Regions from separate parts of the Homo sapiens genome. Here regions 2 and 3 are each linked to region 1. Evidence: chromatin loops called from intact Hi-C (ENCODE). Cell type or tissue: thyroid gland. All regions are shown on one strand.

Region 1 (8,000 bases):
AAGATCCCTTTTCCTTTAACTCAGAAGAGCCACTGGGCCTGGGAGTGGGGGACAGAACCCTTGGGAAATCGTGAAGGATTCTGAGAGCTAAAGAAAGGGTCTCAAAATTGAGCGGGTTTTTTTCCCCCTTAGATTTGGCAACAGGGGCTTGCATACTTTTTGCAAGAATGAAAAAGCACAATTTCAGGCCTCCAAATTTGTGGTCGGCGATTGCTCTTCTATTTGGGAAATATTTTCCATATTTGTCATAAAAAGTTCAAGATGTCCGAGGTCTCTTACAAAAGGCCCAGGACCCCCAGCCTCCCTGGCCAGTGTGGAGCCCTCCCCTGAGCCAGAACCGGTCCCGGGAGGAGAGCGAGTGTGAGTCCTCTCCTGCAAGCCTGCCCGCCCCAGGTTCTGCCCCTTAATAGAAGGCTACGGAGGCCGCCACAACTGACCTGTTTGCTCCATAAACGTCCGGATGCCCAGGATGTTGCTGACCGAGTGTGCCGAGGGCCATGAGCGCGGGATGCTGACGTGGCCCGCCGTGCCCGGGACCCCGGGGTGGCTGCCCATCTTGGCGCCCGTGGGCGACACGGGACTGGGGTAGGGGTACTGGTAGATGTGGTTGTAGGGCAGCGTAGGCTGCGACGGCGGCTGCTTACTTGCCTCGTACGGTCCGGGCTGCGCCAGGCTGCCGATCTTGTTGCGCAGGATGCGGCTGATGGAGCTCACCGAAGGCACATTGTACTTGTCACAGACGCCGTCGGCCAGCAGCCGGTCGCGGATCTCCCAGGCAAAGATGCCAGGGTCTCCTTGCTTGTAGTCCCGGATGTGCTTGACCACGTTGGGAGTGGTGACGCGGGGCTTGCTCCCCCCGATGGCCCCGGGCAGAATGGAGCCGGTCTCGTTGTAGCGCGCCAGGATCTTGCTCACGCAGCCGTGGGATACGCGGAGCTGCCGACTGATGTCACAGGGTCGGATGCCCAGCTGCGCCAGCTCCACAATGCGCAAGCGGATGGCGTTGGGCAGGGGGCGGCCGTTGACGAACACACCGCCCAGCTGGTTCACCTCGCCATACGTCTGCTCTGCGGATGCGCCAGACAAGAGTGAGCCGGAGGGGGAGAAAACACCCGGCGGGTTAGCCAAGGGTCCCCACGCGGAGCGAGGGACTGCACCCAGGCGCACTTCCAAAGGTGACCTGTGGGTCCCCAGACAGCTCGGAGTCCAAGGGCAAACCGCCTGGGTCTGGCTTGGAGTGGGCAAGGGCGCAGAGGAGCCGCGGAGTGGAGCGCGGCGCATTGTAGCCCTCCGTGCCCTTTCGCGACTTTTAGCGCGTCTACTTGGAACACTCCCTTCCCAGACTTGCTCAACTGCCCCCTGAAGGCTGGGGATCAGAGGAGAATGCAGCTTCTCCAGGACCCAGGACTGGGTCGCCCAGGGAAAGCGGACGAGAGGGAAGGGAGGCAGGCGGACCCGACCCACCTCATCAGCCCTCCCGAGCCCTGCCTGTCGCCCGCCCCTTACCCATAGCGAGCGGGCCGGCCAGCTGCCTGGCGCCGGGGTGGCCGGGGTGGCCGGGGCTGGGCCCGGCGCAGTCCGGGAGAGCTTGGGCGCCGCCGCCGCCGCGTGAGAGGCATAGAGGGAGGGCGCCCGAGAGCCGAGAGCCGCGGCGGCCCAGCCGCGGGCTGGAGACGCGCTGTGCGCGGCAGCGGAGCGCGCTGCCGCCCGCTCCAGGGCCTGCCGCCGCCGCTGCTGCCCCCTCCCAGGACACTCTCCACGCCCGCGACCCCAGGCCCAGGGTGAACTTCATCCGATTGGGAGAAATTCGTCTGACCGGGAGGCTGCAGCGTGCGGGAATCAATTTGACGTGTCCTCCACGTCAATCTCGGCAGTCACGCCGGAGACGCGCGAGTTGGCAGCTCATTGGTTCCCGTCACTGCGCCCCAGCGCCCCCCTCCCCGCCCTGAAACTCTACCCCCTCCTTCTATCCTCCCCCCTCGGCCCTCTTCCACCACCCCCCCGGAACCCACCCCTCTACACACACACACACACACACACACACACACACACACACACACACGTCCCAACCCCAGCTGGGCCTGGGACCTTCCACTGCTCTGAGCCCCTTTCAGCCCCCTTCCTCCTCTAGCTTTGGGAATGAGGGGGAAGTCATCTCAAATTGATTAGTGTGTTAGTACTAGTACTCGTTTTCGTTTTGGTTTTAGTTTTATTTCCGCCACCATTAATAATAAGATAGAGAATAAAAGTTTATCGTGGAAAGGTGTTTCGGGTGTGGCTCTCTCTACCTCCCCACTCCCGGGGCAGCGGCCGGGGAAGGGTGGGATCAGTACCCCAGCTGGCTGGGAGTGTCAAGGTGAGCGTCCAGCGCGGTGCAGGGCTCCTGTCAGGAAGACACAAGGCGGAACTTGTGTCCCATTCCTGGCCAGGTCCTCAATCCTTCTCTCAGGAAATCTTCACGTTTAATAGCCAACCACTCTTGGAATAGTGGGGGTGATTTCGGTGATGCGAGAGGGGCACGGTCCAAATCCTGTCTCCTACAGCCAGGCCCAGCCACCAGAACTCATCCCTCTCCAAGCAGTGACAGAAGGGGCAGGAGGCAAAAGGATCCCGATCTGCTGCTAAGGGGCGCATAGATCCGGCGCCCTCCTGTCCCCAAGCGCGACCGGCGGGAGGCCAAATGCATAGCTCCAGCTCTAGGTCTGAAGGACAAGTTCCTTTCTCCCTGGCGGTGGAATCTCGCACCACTCTATCCCAGGTGGCCTGGCCTCGTCTTTCTCCCAGCACCTGCAGCTTCAGGAAGTCTCTGTTAAACCACAGAATGGTCATTTCTCCTTCATTTAAATGAGGTTTTGCGCAGCCCTGAATTATTCACCCCTGAGATTGAACATCAACAATTTCTCTGTTTCTACCCTGCACCAAAGCAGTTCTGAACTCCCCAACCTGTGCAGCTAACTGTGTCCGGGAGCCATGCGGTGAGGGCCAAGAGGAGGAAACTCGTGGTTTTGAACATGAACTGATTTGAGGGGGTCAGGATCTGAGAGCTCTGAGGTTGAGCCCAGTAAGCACCAAAGGCATTGGGCTGAATGTGCTAGACCAGGAAGAGGGCATAGGGGAGAGAGTAGGAACAGCCGAGGTTTCTGAGACTCCCAGCGCTCCCCTGGAGGAGAGAACCCTCTTCCCCTCCCTCCTGCCCACCCCAAGGGTCTAGCTCTCCTTAGCCACCCAGAGTTGAGTATGGCGCCAGCGCGGTGACAGTGGCTGAGGAGCACATGGACCCTATCAGCCCACCCTGGGGAGCCATGGCTGCGGAGGCCCCGACCCCTTTGCCTCCGCTGTAGGGCCAGAGAGCATCCCTGGCTCCTAATCCACCTGTCTAAATGTATCTGTCAGGAGTGACTGGCTCATAATTCCTGGACTCTCTAGAGAGAGCACGCGGTGGGGCCACAGACAAGAATTACTCCTGGAAAAAGAAAAATCAGGTTTAAAAGAAGTGAACTCTTCCTCTCCGGCGGCATGAACACAGTACAGTCTCTGGCTCTGGGAGGTCCTGGAGACCTGGAGGAGGTTTGAGGGTCAGTGCACTGGCAGGAGGGTGCGAGAGTGGGAGCAGGGGAAGCTATGTAGAAGATTAGGCCTGTCCATGACAGCGTAGGTTTGGAGTAAGGAACAGGGAAAGGGAATGGTTTGGATTAAAGTGGGCACGCCTAAGCCAGGAGTTCCGCGAAGGCAGCGAAGAGAGGACTAAGCACGCACAGTATGCTCGGGGCTCCGGGGGTGCGGGGAGTGGGGACGCACCCTGCCCAGTGCTCTCCATTGCGGAATCTGCTAGCTTCGTCGGGCGCGAGATACCAAGAAAGGTTGATTTCCAGACCTTGGAGTCTCTGAGATAAAGGAACGCCACATCCCTGCCTCAGTCCAGTGGATACTCGTGATCCGGAAAAGCAGCTAAAGCCGCTTCTTCCCCCCAGTAGGTGAGGAGTCAACAGGCACACTCTAAAGACGAGGAAATAAAGCCGGTCGTGACACCGTGAGAGCTGGTTCGCCCAACTACCCTTTCAGGGGAACGTCCACCCCACCTCTGCTGCCGAGCTTGGAAAAGTGGCAAGGAGTCGCAGTCCAGGACAAAACTCCGCCCCCGTCCCCGTGAAGGCCGCCCGTGGCTGGGGGCTACTGTAGAGGGGTGAGTCTGGGGATTGCGCACGATGAGAGGGGGTGGTTCTCCCCGGTAGCAGAGTCCGCGAGCCTTCGTCTCAATCCTGGCCCCTTTCCCGCAGCCAGCTGTGCGCGATCGGGAGCACACAGCCCTCGCTGCAGCCTTCTGCACGGTCGGGCATAGGGAAAACCTTACAGTTTGTCGCCCCCTGTCGTCCCCCGGCCGGGTATCGCGGGTTCCCGAGCTGCAGGCTAGGCTTGGTGAGAGATGGCCCTAAGATGAGATTGCAGAAGGAAAAGAAACGTCTCTCCCACCTCCCAAGGAGGCAGCTTAGCCCTCTCCATGGCCCGGGGACAGCTACTAGTCAGCGCTGAGCGCACAGAGGTAAAGAGCTCGCGGATTCTGCGTTTTTGCTTGGCTGGGTTTGGCACCGTATTTCAGCGTCCTCTGGAAGCGGAGTGCAACAAAGTTCCGCTTCCAGGGTCGCGGGAGCCTGTTAGCTGAGGGCGCACTCAGAAACCTGGGGCAAAACTCCTCCGCCTGGGGCTGGACTCCTAGCAGGGCAGAGGATGGATCTGAGGGTACCCCAGAGGCTTCGGGCCCTCGCCCAGTTTTCCCAAGGCAGGAAAAGAAAGAGAGGTAAACTCTTTGCCGAAAGCGGGAGTCAAAAAGGAGGCGCGAAGGGGTGCCTGCCCTTCTGGGGACTGGGGGTTGGCGGCAAGGGGGGTTACTGATGAGAACTCCCTTGCTGCACGCCACCTGAGCCGTGAACTCAACACCCGAAACTTCACACTGCTAAACACCCAGGGGTTCGGTGACAGGGCCGCTCTTGGAGCTACAGTCGCCCCCACTTCATGTCTCATACTTGGCTTTGATTTTTGGTGGGTTTGTTTCCGGGAGTTAAAACAAGCAATAGGCCGGGATGTTCCCCGGGCCCATGCATTTCAAGGACTCCAGGAGAAACCTTAAGAAAAAGCTGATTTAAGTCCAACTTGGGCATACAGGTGCGCATTTCGGTTCTTGCGGGAAGTAACAGAGGGCAGAAAACACAGGTGGCACTCCCCGAGAGCCCTGGCCAGACTTGGGCCTAACAACGAAAGCTGGTACCCACCAGCAGCAGCCCGCAGGGGCCGCAGGGCCGGGATCCCGGGTCTTCCTCACGACGTCCTAGCCTCAGGCCTTAATAGGCCCGCTTTCGCTCCTGCATGAGTCCTGGCTCTGCTCAGGACCTGCGCTTTTACTGTGTTTTTAAGAGTTTTAAGAGCACTGAGCCATGAGTCCTGTGGTTCAAAATCAAAGTCAAATTGAGTCTCTTAATTTTCTTCTTAAATTTACGTTTGAAGGGGAAAATAAAAAAGCAGCTCGGGCTAAAAACGCACTTTATGCATCAGGTTATAGTACCAAGCTCCACACGTACACATGCCCGTAGTTTTGCAAAAAAGATCCGCCACATCATACTTAAAAATAAGAAGAAAATTGACGAAAAGAGAAATGAGGAGCTGCTAGCTGCAAAGAAACTATGGGAAGAAGAGCTGAGCCAGATCGGGGAGCTGCAAACCCTGGGGGAATGCGAACAACTAACAAACCAAAAGCTGGCTTGTGTAACAACACAACGAAACTCCGCGGGGAATGACTGCGGCGGTGGAAGGAGGGAGCGAGGAAGGGGAGAGGAAGACTAGATTCTGAATTGGCGCCTGTGAGCGCCGCCTCGGAGCGCAAGGTCAGAGCGTCCTCCCAACAGAGTGGATCCTCAAGGACGAGGTGGGGAGTGCGTTTTGCACAGAACCTGCCTCTCCTGACTAGGACACACAGACTCTCCAGACCCCAAATGGAAGGTGTTGAGGACCCTGCCAACTGGCATTAAAACAGAGCCCCCAAGAGCGAGAAATAACGTCCTTGGCTTCGCGGACCCATTCCCGCGGCTTATTTTCCTTTGGCCTGCTGCTGACCAAGGCGGTCGTAAAGTTGGTTCTTTGCCTAGGCCTCCATGATGTTCGCTACCCTGGAAATGTTTATTATCGAAAATGAGTCGGGTCAGCTGTGGTGGATGGAGCACCGTTTCCGCTGACACTGGCCACTACCAGCGAGCAACGTCCTTGGCAATGCATGGCGAGAGAAGCCAGGACAACTTTTTTCATTTTCCTAAAGTGAAATGAATAAAAAAGAATAGGTGAACATTTTCAATGTGATTAACAAAACGGTGGAAGACCAGTGCTCCTCAATTCTGTTCAGAGATGTAAGAAAAAAGCAAATTAGAAAACAGATTTGCTGTGAAACCTGCACTAGAAATAAATAGGGGGAAATTGAGTATTGGCAACGAAGATCTGAGATACTTTCTACCCTGCAATGCAGGGATCTGACTACTACATTAATAACATTTACTTTGGAGTAGATATATTTTAAACGTGGAATTTGGCTGATAAAAATAAACTACAGAGGGTTGGTGCCCTTTGTAGGAAGAAACGGTTTCTAGAGCCTTCAGGAGGATCTGGCATTCTTGCCATTCTTGTGTGTATATTCTCACTAGCCCCAAATCGAGTTCTGCAGATTGCTATTATGTCTCTCTCTTTCCCTGGCAATGAGCATGTCAAATAAGCCTCAATTTCCTCTTATATAAAATGACCTCTACTGTGCAATTAGATCTGATTTAATTTCATTTCATCAACATTAATGCCTGCAGAAATTTCCAGACATGGGTCAAAATTCCACCTTCGCAGTGAGCACTCAAAAAATGTTTAAGTGACAGTATTAAGTCTAAATGTCACTAATAAAATGGAAATTATTTGGGAAACTTGAAATGTCCATGTGGCATATCTCCCAGGTATTTGGAAAAGGGGAGATCTAAGAGTAGCCACAGGGGTACAAAGGATAGAAATGGTATTTGTGAAGGGAGGCGAGAGGGAGGTGGTGTAAATGCCTGCAGGATTGTTCACAAAGGCAGCAGTAAGAAGGGTCTCCTGCTGTCTAGAGGATACCCCTGCAGATCTGACTAGCTCAGCTGCAAATATTGACGCGTGTGAGACATCCACACTGGCCCAGCCTAATTGGAACCAGCTTGAAGTGTGTTGCCCTTGAATGCAAGGGTAGTGCTTTGGAAATTCTGTTCCTACATGGTAATAGAACCTGAATAATGGACAAGGAAGGTGAAGGACCCATGTGGAGCCCTTTGTCTTGATTAAAGACAATGTCAAGCCAGTCCTTGTTTGCCTGGACTTGTCTAGTTTCTTATTAAAGATCAGTCCTCTCCAATCTTCAGCACACACCCACACAAAAACATAATTCAAGCCCTGAAAATGAGATAGGTAGAAGGTTTGCTAAAGGAACGCTAACACCTGCAGCTACTGCAGGTGTTAAAACCAAAGTACTGCTCCCATCTTCAGTTATCCATTTCTTCCATCATTAAAATTATGATTAGAATTAGATGTTAAGGCTTTTATTTTTTATATCCAGCATACTATTTAGAAACACCGCTATTTTGGAATAAAGACTTTGTTACACGGTTTTGTAAACTCAGAAGTCTTGAAGTCCTTTATAATTGAATATTCTCATGAAAGTAGGATCTCCTTCATGTTCATTTAATTTATCATATGTATATCACTGTTATTTCCACCCACCTTGGCATAAATCATTTTCCTTGTTAGGAATCAAGGATCTTTTATGATGAGCTTTCTTTAAGGCACAAATGGATTCTTTTTACTTGTGAGTAACTTTTTACTGTCTGCCTAGCCAATCACTTTTAACTAATTATTGTTCTACATATTTTTGTCTCTAATTGCTATGACATCCCAATGCTTGCTACATATACATACATACATACATACGTACATGCATACATACACACACA
Region 2 (8,000 bases), 64 kb before region 1:
ATGTGTCTGGGCAACTGAAGAGATAGTAATGTTGGTTACTGAAATGAAGAAGGCTTGGGATGAAAGGAATACCATGGATGGATAAAATGCTTAGTCTATGTTAAGCTGGAGTTTCCTAAAAGACATGTTAAGGGGGAGATTCATGCATGAGTCTGGTGTTCAGGGGAGAAGCTCAGACTGGAAAAATTAATTAGGAATCATAAAGTATACACAATGTTTAACATTATGGATCTGTTGACATCATCAGCATATGAAAAAGTACATGTGAAGGCCAAGGACTGAGACATGCCAACATCTAGCAGGAAACGGGGTGGAGGAGAGGTGAAGGCAACAGAAAAAAACCAGGTAAGCACATTGTGATGGCATTTCAAAAAGGAGAAAGTGGTCACCAAAGTCAAATACTGCTGAGATGTCAGGTAAGATTTGGAGATTGGCTTTGCCAAGACCAGGCCACCGGTGGTCTTGATGAGAGACAATGCAGTGATGGGGATGACAGCCCTACTGGAAAACACAAAGAAGGGAATAAATCAAAGAAGGGAGACAGCACCCATGAAGATCTCTGGACATGTGTTACAAACAGGAGCAGGAAAGTAGGTGATAGCTGATTGTGGACTTCAAGTCAGGAAATAGGCAGAGAAAGCAACCAAGGCAAACTCTGAAGGCGCACAGGAAGGATGAAACTTACCAGCTTCTCTTTCCAACTCAGAGCCTGAGGTCACACTTTGTGTTTTCATAAATCTCATGTTGCATAGATTTCTTTTACCAGCCACAGCAAGAAGAGTATGCAAAGGATATTTCTATCTGTCCAAAGTCTAAATAAGAGATATTCTAGCAATTCAATCAATACATTCCTATAGTGCCCCTCTTTTATTTTTTATGCCTCTATGTGGCTTTTTTACTTCCAAACGTTGCCTCCTGGTCCCCACCTCATCTCCATGCCCTCACAGCTCTCAGAATAGTTGGACAAAACCTAAGCATACCTTTATGACTCAGGGCCCAGGGCCCAGGGCCCAGGCCCCTGCAGGGGAAGGCAGGAGGTAATGGGAAAGGGGAGATGACATTTAAAAGTTATATCGTGCAACAAAAGCAACAAAATGACAAATGGGATCTAATTAAACAGAGCCTCTGCACAACAAAAGAAACTATCATCAGAGTGAACAGATGACATACGGGATGGGAGAAAATTTTTGCAGTCTATCCATCTGACAAAGGTCTAATATCCAGAATCTACAAGGAAATTAAACAAATTTACAAGAAAAAAACAAACAACCCCATTTAAAAGTGGGCCAAGGACATGAATAAACACTTTTCAAAAGAAAACATTCATGCAGCCAACAAATATATGAACAAAAGCTCAACATCACTGATCATTAGAGAAATGCAAATCAAAACCATAATGAGATACCATCTCATGCCAGTCAAAATGACTATTATTAAAAGGTCACAAAACAACAGATACTGGCGAGGTGTGGAGAAAATAGAATGCTTTTACACTGTTGGTGGGAGTGTGAATTAGTTCAACCATTGTGGAAGACAGTGTGGTGATTCCTCAAAGACCCAGAGGCAGAAATACCATTTGACCCAGCAATCCCATTACTGGGTATATACCCAAAGAAATATAAATCATTCTATTATAAAGATACATGCACACTATGTTCATTGCAGCACTATTCACAATAGCAAGGACATGGAATCAACCTAAATGCCCATCAGTGAAAGACCGGATAGAGAAAATACTATGCAGCCATAAAAAGGAATGAGATCATGTCCTTTGCAGGGACATGGACGGATTTGGAAGCCATTATCCTCAGCAAACTAACACAGGAAGAGAAAGTCAAACACCGCATGTTCTTACTTACAAGTGGAAGCTGAATGATGAGAATACATTGGCACGTGGGGGAGAACCACAAACTAGGGACTTTTGAAAGGAGTGGAGGTGGGGGAAGGAAGAGCACCAGGAAGAATAGCTAATGGCCACTGGGCTTAATACCTAGGTGATAGGATGATCCGTGCGGCAAACCACCATGGCACACGTTTACTTATGTAACAAGCCTGCAGATCCTGCACATGTACTCATGAACTTAAAATAAAAGTTGGAAAAAAATAAAATAATAAAAATAATAAATAAATAAATTTTTAAAAAGTTGTATCACGGCTAGGCCCAGTGGCTCACACAAGTAATCCCATCACTTTGTGAGGCCAAGGAAGGAGGATCACTTGAGACCAGGAGTTCCAAGACCAGCCTGGGCAACAAAGCAAGAACCCCATCTCTACAAAAGTAAAATAAAATACTCAGCCGGGCGTGGTGGCCCACACTTGTAGTCCCGACTACTTGGACTTGGGAGGCTGAGGTGGGAGAATAGCTTGAGCCCAGGAGATAGAGGTTCTAGTTGCTGTGATTATGCCACTACAACCTGGGCAACAGAGGGAGATCCTGTCTCAAAAACAAAGACAAAAAAGGTTGTATTGTGTTCCTAGTGCTAAACCAGGACTCCCTGATCTCAAACCCACTTCTCCTTGCACCTCACTAATAGGACTTCTCAGCACCATTTACAGAATAAAGGCCAATTTACCTGCAAAGGAATTCAAATCATTGGTACCATTACAGTGAAACCTGGACAAACAGAAATACGAGACCCCAAATCAAGCATGTGCTTTTACACCCCCTGCCCAATGTTAGACAACAGAAGCTCAGAGGTGGCTATGCCTTGTCCAAGGAAGAAAGATGCCAGGATTCCAGGGCCAGCTAGACAAATGGGAAACTGAGGAGACAAACATTTTGCTCCCAAAATATAAAACTGCTGCACAGTTTCATTTTTATTGTTTATTTATAAAACTACTTATTGAATCTACAGCTTAACAAATTTGCACAAACTGAACACACCCATGGAACCAGACCCTAGATCAAGAGACAGACCCTTCCAATTCCATTTTCAAAGAGTTAACTGCATTCTATTTGAGATCCAGAATTCTGATGAGGCTGAAATTGTGCGATGGTTAAATTTTGTTCTTTGGAAATATTTATACTGTTCTTATTTTTATTATCTAGTACACATTTAATCAGATGATCTTAAGTTATTCTGGATAGTTTTACAGTAATGGTGCAAAAGAACTCTAAGAAGTCAAAATTAATTTCTGAGGCTTGTGAATCAAAATAAAATCCCCACATTCTCTGGATAGATGGATACACATACGATGGGGCAAGGACAGTACCATGTTGGTAGCAGGACTTAAAGAGTGGGTATAACAGTTTCCTGTAGAAATCTTTCATCTTTGCTATGTGTTTGACAGTTTTCATAATAAAATTCTTGATTGCTTACAGTGATAATATTCGAGTTTTAGTCTCTCCCTTGGAAAAAAAATCTAATTGGGTTAAAGCTGATTTTTTAATGATCAGCTTAGTTTTAAACAAACAGATTTAATAATATTGTATCTGAATACTTTTTAAAATGTAAATTATTATCATTACTAACAAAATGCAATGCCTATTAAGCATCTTTTCCAGATCCTATCCCTCTGCCAGCCTTTCACTGTCTCCACCAAGGGACTTTAAAATGAAGTCCTTTAGCTCAAGCATCAAAGGCCAACCTAGAATATCACAGCACACCTGTATTGTGCAGATTCCTTCCATTTAGGCTCATCAAAAGCTCATTTGAGGCGTGATTGCACTGACCCTGTTCAGCCAGTGGTCGGAAGGTCACATTCCTGTGGCCAGGGAGCCTTGATCAGTAGATAAGGCAGTCAGCAGCAGCCAGTTCAGCCCTTCCAAGAGCAAATCTCCTACGTGGTTCTGCCTCCATGACTAGCGCTCTCTGTGACAAAGGAAATCCAGAGCAAGTATATCTACAGGCACGACAGGAAAGCGGAAAAATGCTCTGTGTGGTAGTGTGACTCTAATCCTACACTTCTTACAAATGTCTGGGACAAAGGTGCAGCAGGGCAAACACGCATTTGAGGGCTGTTCACGCAAGCGCAGCTCCGGCGGGACGAGGGCCAGAAGGGGGCGCCGCTGTGCGCGGAGCTGGGTCGGAGGCGTCAGCGCTTTCTCCCGGGTGCGGCCTCTCCGAGGGACACCCATTAATCACATCAAATGAAGAAAATGAGTTGCTTTCTTACAGGCATTAAAAGTAAAAAGCACAAAAAGTGTGCAACATGCAGCAGTCATGCTAGCTGAGCACGGCCTGGACACACACCTGAAACAGCCACAAGCCCCCAACTCTTCTTCCAAGATAACTGTCCACAAAGCCAGGAGGCGTGCAGCCGAATGACCGCCAACTCCAGGCTCCTCGTGAACATCAAACAAGGAGGTAATACTGGCAGCCACCGATTATCGAGTATTGATTGCGTGCTCAGTATTTGCAAACGTTTCCTCGTTTATTTCTTACCACAAACCTTCCCAGAGCTGCTAACCCATTTTACAGATGATGACACTGAGGTCTGAGTGAAGACAAGATTTCAAATCAGTGAGTGGAGAAACCAGATTTCAAACCCAGCTTGGCTTAACTCCAAAACTTATATCTCTTTCAGAGATATGCTAGACTGTCCAGGGTTCAGTATAACTCACTCCCTATAACTTCCTCCTCCCAAAGCAAAACCTGAATAAGGTAAGGGGGTTCAGAGTTAAAAACAAAAATCTCACAGCATCCAGTTCAGCTTGGACAAAATGCTGTTTCAAAGTTAATTTTGTTCCTTTTCTGCCAGAACAAGTTTCGAAATTAATTTTTCCCATTCCATCAAATATCAGTTATTTGCTTACCACCTTGACTGTTCAGCTAGTATTTAATTAAAACATGCCATTAAATCTAGTTGCTTTCTTACTTAAATAAATATATTTTAAATGGAAACTCGACATCACTACCATAAGTAGAAAACCAATATTACCATAAATAGAAGGTGACTTTCATAGCTGATACATAACTTTGAAAGGTGATATAAAAATATCTACTAATGCTCCAGCTAAAGTCATTCTATACATTCTATAAGAGCCAGGCATGGTGGTACACACCTATGGTCCCAGCTACTTGGGAGACTGGGGTGGGAGGACCACTCGAGCCCAGAATTCAAGGCTGCAGTAAGCTATGATTGTGCCATTGCACTCCAGCTTGGGCAGCAAAATGAGACCTTATCTCTTAAAAATAAACACATAAATAAAATAATTCTACAAGAATGCACAGAAAATTAATACTACAGAAATAATACCTCACCGACCAATAGAAAACCCCCTAAATGTGGTAGGAAGGAAGCTTAAGGCAAGGAATTTTTTTTTTGTAGTAAAGCAGATTCTAGTTTATTAGGTCTGAGATGGGGTCCACTGCATTTCTAACAGGGTCTTGGAAGATGCTGATGCTGCTAGTCCAAGGGCCACACTTTGAAGTAGAGAGACATAAGATGGATCCAATGGCCTCTCCAGGTTCCTCCGGGTCTAATGGTTTTGAGATTTCGTAGCATATACAAAAGGATACAAAACAAACAAAATCTCCATATGCAATCAATTCTAATTTGTCTCCACTTTGCATAGCAAATAGAAGTCACATTTTAATGATCACATATATCCAAAACCATAAATATTATGAAAACATTCATTCATTTAGGAAATACAATTCCATTTCCTGCCTTGATGGGGTTGGGAGAGGAAATATCTTCATTGAATTTTTCTAAAAGAATCATACTTTTGACCAATGTTGGCAAGAAAGTAACTTTTTCTTTTGGGGACTGTGAGCTCTCTGTTGTCTTACTGAAAAAAAAAAAAAAAACTGCTGCTGATTCTACTGTCAAGCTAGTGACTTATTTGTGCTTTACCTGAGGAACCAATTAAGGCAAGGAACTTTTTTACCTGTTGCCCAAGAGAATGATCATTTGAACAGGTAACTAGTGCACACACCAACAAAAACAGTACACCTCTACTTGGTCTTAGGAGACCTGGGCCTCTATGACAACACTGGTCCACGGGACAATGGATTGTACCATACCTGATTCCAAACAAACCAGGAGCCTCAACTTCTTGGTGCAGCCAGTTCCAGGGAAAGCAGGGAAGTTTGGGCTCTGCCAACCCCCAACACCCCCTGTCATGGCCCCACCAGCCTCTCACCCTCCTTCACTACCTGTGCCACCCCAGTTCTTCATTCAGTCCCCAGAAAGCCTTGAGCACAGTTAGCTGTCACCTAATTGCTGACAAGGTGTGGATGCTAAGACTTAAGCCTGATACTATGCAGCAGCAGATGCACTTAAGAAGCAGGGCTGGGAGCCCTCAATGCCCTCCAGACCCCAAGGAACTGCATTTCTAATGCTGGACATTCATGCACTTTGACAAGTAAGAAATGAGATATTTAAACCAATGGGGCCTCAGATCATGCCATATAGACAAGCACCTTTTAATGACATGAACTTTACACCTTACATATAACCACATATTATCTTTTCCTTAAAAGCTTTAAAAGTCAAGCTGAATTAACCACAAAGAAATTCTCTTCCTGATGAATTAATGGCATTTGCAGCAAGCTGGATGAGATTGGAGACTATTAATCTAAGTGAAGTAACTCAGGAATGGAAAACCAAACATCGTATGCTCTCACTCATATGTGGGAGCTAAGCTATGAGGATGCAAAGGCATAAGAATAACACAATGGACTTTGAGGACTCAGGGGGAAATGGTGGGAAGTGGGTAAGGGATAAAAGACTACAAACTGGGTGCAGTGTATAATGCTCAGGTGACGGGTGCACCAAAATCTCACAAATCACCACCAAAGAACTTTCTCATGTAACCAAACACCATCTGTTCCCCAATAACTTATGGAAATTAAAAAATGTAATAAAAAAAATTCTCTTCCTGGCTATTACAGGAAAAATACAAGAGAATGTCCCATATTTTAGAGACCATAAAACATGCAGTGGGTAATCCACAGCCTAAGTTTGTTGAGGTAGAAAAAGTAGTGTGTATGTGTGTGTATTGTGTGTGTGTGTTCTTTGCACTATTTCCTGACTAGAGGTAGCACTGTGTTGATACCTCTATTTTACCATTTCTCACATAAGAAGTCTCTCGTTTTGAGCTTGGGAGAGATCAGAATCATTTCTTATCTGGATCACTAGCGTAATGGCCTGATCATCATATTTAATAAATAAATGAATGAGTGAATAAATCTGCTATATTTTTTGGAACCCATTCTCACATGAATTCAGTGCTTTTTCACTCATTTTATTTCTACCTGTGAATCCTAAAATCAAGACATTTGACGGAGCAAGTTTTGAATCACTTTCCTTTGAACTTGTAAGCAAAGTTATATTTAGCTTCTCAAAAAAGGGCCAACGACAACTTTGGCCAGGAATCAACTGACCAGGTTGAGGTCCTGACCCTGTCATTTATGAGCTGTAGGTCCCTGGACTTCTCAGCCTCTGTGTTTGAGCTTTCATCTATAGCGTGGGTGGGCTTTTTAGAAATAAACTCTACAATGATGGGGAGTACTGGAAACAGTCCGAAATCCCATGGGTAGAGAGGTAGGAGGTTATTGGTGTGTCGGGAACTCTATGGGAAGAGCAACAAGTGAGTGCCACAATTCCCCTTCTCCTGGACTACAATGGGACTGAATGCCCACGGTAGTCACTCATTAGCAAGGCCTATCCCATGTGCTGCAACATTCCATGAAGCCTGAAGACCAAGGCTCCCTCAGGGCACTGCACAGAGCACATGCCATTGAATGCAGTCAGTGAATGAATTAATGAATTAATGAAAATTACTAGGCTTATTTTGCCCAAAGTGACACCATAAAGGCAATAATTCTATTCATTATCTATTGCTATGTAACAAATTTCCCCCAACTTAGTGGCTTAAAACAACAAACGTCTTACAAAGTTTCTGAGGGTCAAGAATCCAGGAGTGGCTTAATTGGGTTGTTCTGGACCAAGATATGTCATGAGGCTGCAGCCAAGCTCTCAGCCACAGCCACAGCCATCTGACAGCGCAACCTGGGCTGGAGGATCTGCCTCCAGGAGGGCTGCCTCACATG
Region 3 (8,000 bases), 400 kb before region 1:
ATTGACCAGTACTCTTCAAAAATATGAAATTTAGGAAGACAGAGAACGGTTAAGGAATCATTCCAGATTAAATAACAGAAAAGAGACATAATAACTAAATGTTATACATAATCCATGATTGGATCCTAAACCAAGAATTTTTACCCTGGACAGGACATTATTGAAACAATTTACAAAATTTAAATGTGCATTATAGATTAGGTAGTAGTATTGTATCAGTATCTGCTTTCCTGATTTTATGCTGTGGTTATGTAAGAGAATGCCCTGGATCTTAGGAAATGCAACTGGAACTACCTAGAGATAAAGGGTATGATGAAATCATGTCTTCAAAGTATTCTCATATGTTTAAGAAAAAAATATGCTTTGCATATATTGTATATTTTGTATATACTGAAATTATGTCAAAATAAAAATAAAAACCCCCAATGTTATATTTTCCCAGCACCTTACGCAACTTCTCCTTCCAGCTAATAAAATATGCATGCTGATACCCAACTTGATTGAGAACATCCTCCCATCAGTCTTTCAAAAGTTCATAAATTGTTTTAAGTTACTTCCTGTTTCTCTTTGAGCTCTCAAGTCTTCAATACCTTTAGGGACAGCCTCTGAGATATGGTTTGGTCTAATGTCATCTACTTTCAGATCATCTACCCTTCAAATATGTTTTGTAGATTCATTTCCAATAAGCAGTGTATGTTCATTTACTTAAACATGAGAACATGTTTAGAAAACATGATCAGAGGCCAGGTGCAGTGGTTCATGCCTGTAATCCCAGCACTTTGGGAGGCCGAGGCAGGTAGATCATGAGGTCAGGGGATAGAAACCCTCCTAGCCAACATGGTGAAACCCCATCTCTACTAAAAATACAAAAAATTACCGGGGTGCGGTGGTGCATGCCTGTAATCCCAGCTATTTGGGAGGCTAAGGCAGGAGAATCTCTTGAACTCGAGAGGCAGAGGTTGCAGTGAGCCAAGATCGTGCCACTGCACTCCAGCCTGGATGAAAAGAGCAAGAATCCATCTCCAAAAAAAAAAAAAAAAAAAAACGAAAACATCATCAGAATACCTAAAATCACAGGATACATCTTAGAATGTAAGAGCCAAAGGAATTTTAGAAGTCATCGTGCAAATATTGTCCCATCCCACCCTCCACCTCACCTTCTGGGAGAAGAAACAGAAGACAATAGAGCTGCCATGACTTACCCAAGTGTACATGGTCACTTAGGTGCAGAACCAGGTAAAATGCCCCTAATTCCTGTCCTGCCTCTAGTACTCCATCCCTCACTTTGCTTCTCACTGGAGAAATATAGACGATAAGGTCAGATGCTAAAGACATGAAGCCACAAAATAACACAATGTGGCTCCTGCGTCGTGACAAGAAATTTAAAATATCCTATAAAACTAAAATAAAAACGTATGCAAAATTTACTTAAATTTTCAAACTTAAAAACAGCAGACTTAAAAAATAATTGACACTTGTCACGGTTGCTTTGGACTGTACCCTCAGGTACTCTAGGAGTAGAAGGCCATTTTTTCTACTCCATAGTAAAAGTTCTCATTTAGAAACGGCAGAGAGGCCCTGGGACAACTTAACCAACCAACAGGAAAGCGAGTTCAGCTGACAACTCAATCTGCACAGCTCTTCTGCACCAGAGAATTTGGTTAATTCGCTGAATTTCCTCTATACCAGCAAAGTGTAGGTCACCCTGCAGACCAAAACACAGTTGTCAGCTATGAGAGATACTAAATGCCTGGCATCCTCAGGTGCTGTGTGACCAGGGGGAGAAGCAAGGGCCCTTCCAGAACAGCTGGCTGCGTGTGGGAAATGCCCACAACCAACCCCTAGAACAGTGTCCCCCAGCCCCAGCCCCCCACCACCAAACCCACACACACTCACAGGCCAGAGCTATATTTCCCTAACTCTAGCCTGAGGCGGTTAAAAGCCTGGAGCTCATCAGGTCCAGCACATTGGAAATCAGAAGGGGCCTCCCCTGCTAATCTTTAGGCAAATATTTTCTCAGCTCTGCGGACTTAGTGGTGAGTTACCAGCCTTGCACCTCTACAGTAAATTGAAGCAAGCCCACTTGGGTGGCAAGAGCACCAGTGCAAGGGGCCTGCCCTGGCCACTTGCCTCATCACCACCGTCCCAGGTGGAGATGCTAATGTTCTCTTCCTCTTTTCAAGGTGAGCCAAGAAAGGACCAAAAGGAAGAGGACAGGCAGCCCCATAGGGCAGATGACCAGAATGAAACTAAGCATAGTAAGAGAAAAATAAAGCTACCTTTATTTTTCTGGGTTTGGGGACTGATGGATTCATTCCTATGATACCTAGTCCTCTCTTTAGCCCTCAATTTATGATACCAAGTACATTTGAGCTTTTTGAGTTTGGATTTGGTTGGCGATTAGGTTGGATTTCTCCACTAGTGGACCCTGAAACAAGGATTCACACGCAAGTACTTATTTTGGCGGTGATCCCAGGAACCACCCCTAAGAGAATAGGGAAATGAGACAAGAAAGAGAAGGCAGCAAAAAAAATTTAAAAGGTGTGGATCAAGCATGTTTCCATTGCGGTCATTAAGCAACCCTGCTGAGAACCTCCAGGGACAGTGCATCGGAGTTGCCCCATGGCAATTCTTCCTTGTTTCCAGGGGCAAGGAAGCTGCAACATTTATCCACCAATTCTCATCAGCATTCATGTGAGGGCTGCTCCTTGCAGATGGACATGAACTCCCCAGCATTAATGGGCTACCCTGTGCCTGGGCTGAGGACACCTTGCTAGGACATAAAAAGCTCTCAGGCATAGTTCTGGGTGCCTGAGATAGAAAGCCAACAATGATGCAAAAAGAGCAGGTGCCAAAGGGGTGGGGATGGGGCACTGGCAGCATCTACCCCAGGAAGCCCAAAGCTAGAATCAAAGAGTCCCTGAATGTCAGACCAGTAGTTTACTCCAGGTTTGGTTTTCTTCCCATCTTTAGATTCAGTGTGGCAAAATGAACTAAAAGAAATCTCCAGCAGGATAGCAAACCCCAGTCCACTTTGCATGGTCTTATCAAGCCATTTTATACCACCAGTGGACTGTGTAGACAGAAGGGAGGGTGGCACAATAAAATATGGTACTTGGAACCTGATTCCAGTAACATGAAAAGGCCATTTTTACATTAAAAAGGAGTGGAGTTTGGAGATTTACAAGGTTAATAATCCCCCACTCAGGGCTACTCTTGACCTGGCAGAATCCTATCTTCAACAGGCAGATTGTCATCACAATCCAAACAAGATCCTCTCCCATGAGTAACTGGAAGATCCTAGAAGCCATACTCTCTGAACTGGCTCAGGGCAATATCTCCTGGCACCCTGTCCTGATCATTTCTGCTGCGTGCTTACAACACAGCATGCAGCCTCCACAAACTTTGTGTGTCACAGGGCTGCTTGTCACCAAGCCTCAAGCCCAGCCCTCTTAAGACTGCTCCACACTTTTTATCTTGCTGACCTTTCTGCAGAAAATGAAACTGGCCCTCTTTTTTAGAACCTTTTTTCCTTGCATTAAAAGTCATTGTTCTCTGGTGGCCTTCCTCTCTCGATGGCTACTCAGTGATTTTGAGTTTCTCTGCTGTCTTAACCTCACCTTACTACCCTCTAGGACTTTGTCCTAAGCCATAATCTCTTTTTACTTGATATTTCTCTGTTTGGTCAGCTTTCCTCCATTATACCCCAAATATATAACCATAACCCACAGACTGATGACGCCCACTTTATCCTTAACCCAGAATTATGCTCCCAGTTGCCTACTTAACCCCAATACCAATACACACACATTTTATTGCCTCACCCTTTACATCTGCCCCTTCCCTCTGTGTGCCTAGCCTGATGCATACCCCATTCTTCATTCAGTCAACAAAGGCAGAGAGTAGGTCATCGTCCTACATGCCTCCATCTCTACACCAACCATCCCAGTTCTGATTCCCATGCCTTCATCACCATAAACTTTTTAATACATCCCCCCAACCAACTCAACTCTCTTTGATTACTACAGTGACTTCTTTAAACATACAATGTCTCTGGCTTCAGCTTTGCTCCAATTCATCTTCCACATACGTCCAGGCTCTTTCTAAAATGTAATGTTAACATGTGTCTCCTCTGCTCAAAAATGTTGGTAGCTTTGGCTTTCCAAAGCCATCAGGATTAATTCAAATTCCTCAGCCTGACACAGGGCCACCTCCAGTTCATCATCTTCTCTCTCGCTCTCTCTTTCCATTCTCTCTCTGTCTCTGTCTTTATCTTGGTCTTTGTCTCTGTCTCTCTCCCTCTTTCTCTCTCTCTCTCTCTCTCACACACACACACACATGCACACTTTGTCTCTCTCTGCCTCTGTCTCTCTCCCTCTCTCTCCTCTCTCTGACTCTCTCTCTTACACATACACATTCTGTTTCTCCCTGCCTCTCTCTCTCAGTCTCTCTTTGTCTCTCTGTCTCTCTCTGTCTACTCTCTCGCTATCCTGTTACACACACCCACACACAAACACAGACACACAGACATCTCCACATCATTACCCCTGATGCTTACACAAATAGGTTCTTCCTCTCTCAGGCTATTCGTCTCTATACAGACCTCAAGGCTAATCTAAGCTGTCACCTCCTTGGTAACAGACTCTTACTCTCTCAGTCTTTAATTCATTAGACGACTTTTTTGGATGTTCTCATGGGATCCTCTACATTCCTTTGAAGAATCTTTGTGGCACTACCTTGTGATTGCTTAACTGTGTTCTCACTGAGAACAGGGACCATGTGTTTCCATCTTGATTTTCCCAACTTGGAGCACAGCCTTTGGCTCAGAGTTGAAGTCCCCTAAATGTTTGATGAATAAATGAAAATGAATAAATAAATGACACTGATAGTTCATGGCATGGAAACATATAGCTTGACAGTGGTCGACGTTCATGTTTTTCACCCTTTCTTCCGGTTACCCGTTTCCATTACAACCTGCTTAGGGCAGCCAAGGCTGTGGCTGACCCAGGTCTCTCCAGGCCTCCTAAGCCAGCTCTGAGACTAAGAATGGAGAGGAATGCTAACTTTGCCTCGACTATGTAAGACTTTACAAGTTCCAGAAAATTGATTTTTCCAGGCCTGCATGGCTTGGCATAAAAGTCAGACAATTTTTATTGAATCTGATCCTGGTTAGTTAGATTTTTGACCTTAGCAATGTGGCCAATAGATTCGACCATGAATACTTTTTTTCTAATTTTTGCCACATGGGCTCATGTTTCCCAGGTCAGCCAGTAGTTTCAGTCACCATTGGCTTCCCTCGGGATCTGTTTTCCCTGTTCCCGTGGCATCCGTAATTGTGAATAAGCTTGTGGGTGCATTTTTGAGGAGTGGTGCGATGGCAATGGCATGCACTACAGGAGATGTGTGCCAACTGGTACTTGATGGCTGTTTACGTTTGTCAGTGGTCCCTGTAATTGGAAGGCTGTATTGCCTTGCAATTTTACAAAGGATAATAAAAAGAAAATTGGGGAAAACATATAACATCAGACATAAACCAGTGTTATTTTGTAATTTTACACAAATACAGTACAGATTTCTTCCCCAAAATCTACTCAATTGTAGTGAATACTGAACAAAGAAAGCTCAGAAAACTCCACTTTAAAACCCAAGCACAAACGAATAGCTAATCTTTGGGTCTTTGAACTGATACAGTCCACTATAACCACACACACTCTCTGTCAGAATTCAATGAAGGCAGGAATCCAAGATTGTTGTTTTTCCAATGAAAAGCATTAATTAAGAGGTGTAGGAATGCAGCATGCTGTAAAGAAAATGGATACCTTGTATGGTTGCATGGATTCTACCACATCTTTTTAAGATTGCCACTGCAGTAAACCTTGTCAATGCAGACTTCACTAGCTCCAACATTACTCTATAGTTAAAAAAGAAAAGAAAAGAAAAGAAAAAAAATCATTCTTCTTCTGAGAATATGCAAATTTCGACTTTTTTAAAAGAGGAAAATCTGAACATTCATCTTAAAATAAAACTAAAAATTAAGGTTTCTATCAACAACCTGCTCTATTAGATTCAGGAAAATAATATTATTTAAGGGGTTATTTATTGTTAAAAATGAATCTATATAATCTGGTATGCCTTAATGTAGGCATATTGTGAAACTTCTGAAAACTTTGGGTGCTTGTTGATATAATTACACTATGATATGAAAAATCTTTGGGAAAACAGAAATACCCATCACTGCCCTTTCAGTTCAGGCTTTGGTTAGACAGCATCTTACTGCCTACTTGCACATTCCCAGACTTTTCCACATTCACACACTGTCTCAGTCTATTTTGTATTGCTACAACAGAATACCTGAAGCTGGGTAATATATAAAGAAAAGAGGTATATTTGGCTCATGGTTCTGGTGGCTGAAAAGTCCAAGATTAGGCAGCTGCATCTGGTAATGGCCTCATGATGTTTTCACTAATGACGGAAAGTTTAAGTGGGGGTGAGCATGTGCAAAGAGATCACACGCTGTGGGAGGAAGCAAGAGAGAGAAACAAATGAAGCCAGATTCTTTGTCTTTGGTCACTCGCCCCTGAGTGAGGGCATTAATGTCTTCATGAGTGACCACATCCATGACTGAAACTCCTCTCACCTGGCCCCAGCTCGCAATGCCACCACACTGGGGATTAAGTTTCAACATGAGCTTTGGTGGGGACAAACAAAAAATATCCAAACCATAGCACACATCTACAGCATGTTTCAGTTCCTTTTCTTTCTTGCTGCATGATCATAGGACTTGCAGTACAGTTGCATAACTAAAATATAATAAAAACAAAAAAAGTATTATGGTACTTTCTCAACCATACTGGCCAACTTTTAAATATCTAATTCATATATTATACTAATGGACTCAAGAAGTGCCTCTGTTATTATTCATACATATGTTTATATTTTAAAACTTTCATTTACTAAAATAGCAAACATGATTTGCACTGATTTATAGCTTCAGCAGCTTTTTCTCCTCATGGCACTGTCTTCAAGGGCAGCATGCAGAACTCTGAAAAGCCTCTGTGAAGCAGGATGGTGAGCTGTTTCCTCGGACTGTAATCCTGTTCCTTCTGGAGGAGGCCTCTGGAGCCCATCGACCCTCACTCATATCATTTCCAGAGTATGCATGTGTGAAGCAGAAACATGAGAAAAGATCACTCTCTCTGGGCCTACGTTTAGCTTTTGATCTCTACAGGTAAGTGTGTTACCTACTCACGGAACCAACTGGAAAGCCATGAGCTTCCTCAAGGAAATGGTCTAGATGAAGTATGACCCTAACTGTTTTTTGGCAGCATACAGGGTTTCTGAGCTTCTTTAGACTTAACATGCTTAGCATCTGGACTGGCTTAACTTTCCCTCGGCAATGTTTTGGATATTTTAATGGATAGGAAGTGCTTTCTCATTTTCTCTCCTTTGGGGAACCAAGACTTATGTACAGATTTTCCTCTCAGATTTGAGTGAGAGGTCTTAAGTCAAAACCAGGATTTTTTTTCCTCCCCTGAAAAATGCCACATGCCCAATGTCCAGGAACATCCCTCTGGTGGAGGGGAAGAGCAGCACAGGGGTTTCATGTGTTCAGAGCATCAAGGAAATGAGCAGACTCCTTCCCACAAAGTCTTTCATAGAAAGGACGGGGAAGATGGGCATAGAAAGCCAAGCTTCCTGCTTCATTATAATTATTTTTAAATTTATGACTCTTGTCTCTTTCAGTTTTGAAGGGGCGTTTTTAAAAGTATTTTTCTTGGCTACCAGCTAAGGTTTGTTGAAAACTAAAGCCAGAGTTAGAAAAAATGTAGAGGATGGGGAAGTTGACCTCCTGGGGCCAGTAACACACATTTCCTGTCCTTATGCAGACTCTGAAGATGTTTCAGAGTTTATCATCTTCAGCCAGCAGAGGAGATGATCAGTATTGGCAGATGGGTTTAAAGATCTCACAATAAAATCAACTGCAATCAGATACAAAGCAA

The links. A loop is a pair of places that touch in the nucleus more often than their neighbours do. Peaks named below come from ENCODE experiments on the same cell type or tissue, not always from the same donor. Only the 100,000 strongest peaks of a DNase experiment are listed, where the experiment ranks them.
Region 2: a loop joins it to region 1, with 5 times the contacts of the local background. A loop is called at or near these places in 4 of 110 quality-filtered maps.
Region 3: a loop joins it to region 1, with 7 times the contacts of the local background. A loop is called at or near these places in 34 of 110 quality-filtered maps.

What each region holds. Positions count from the first base shown.
Region 1 is chr20:21,699,505-21,707,504 of GRCh38, reverse strand. PAX1 (paired box 1) reads right to left here and starts at 1,841. Exons shown (of 5, transcript NM_001257096.2): 1 at 1,507-1,841; 2 at 438-1,067. The coding sequence starts at 1,792. It overlaps LINC01726 (long intergenic non-protein coding RNA 1726), which reads left to right and starts at 3,920. Exons shown (of 5, transcript NR_109878.1): 1 at 3,920-4,183. RefSeq lists enhancers at 3,998-4,602, 5,814-6,419. In thyroid gland, CTCF peaks have their summits at 1,611 and 4,362; DNase peaks (open chromatin) are centred at 1,904 and 4,344; H3K4me3 peaks cover 2,084 bases; H3K27me3 peaks cover 1,172 bases.
Region 2 is chr20:21,763,812-21,771,811 of GRCh38, reverse strand. No RefSeq gene overlaps it. Among named protein-coding and RNA genes, the nearest start is that of PAX1, 62 kb to the right of the region's middle. In thyroid gland, a CTCF peak has its summit at 3,978 (motif pointing right); a DNase peak (open chromatin) is centred at 3,991.
Region 3 is chr20:22,098,221-22,106,220 of GRCh38, reverse strand. No RefSeq gene overlaps it. Among named protein-coding and RNA genes, the nearest start is that of LINC01432, 48 kb to the right of the region's middle. In thyroid gland, no CTCF peak of the experiment used is centred here; no DNase peak of the experiment used is centred here.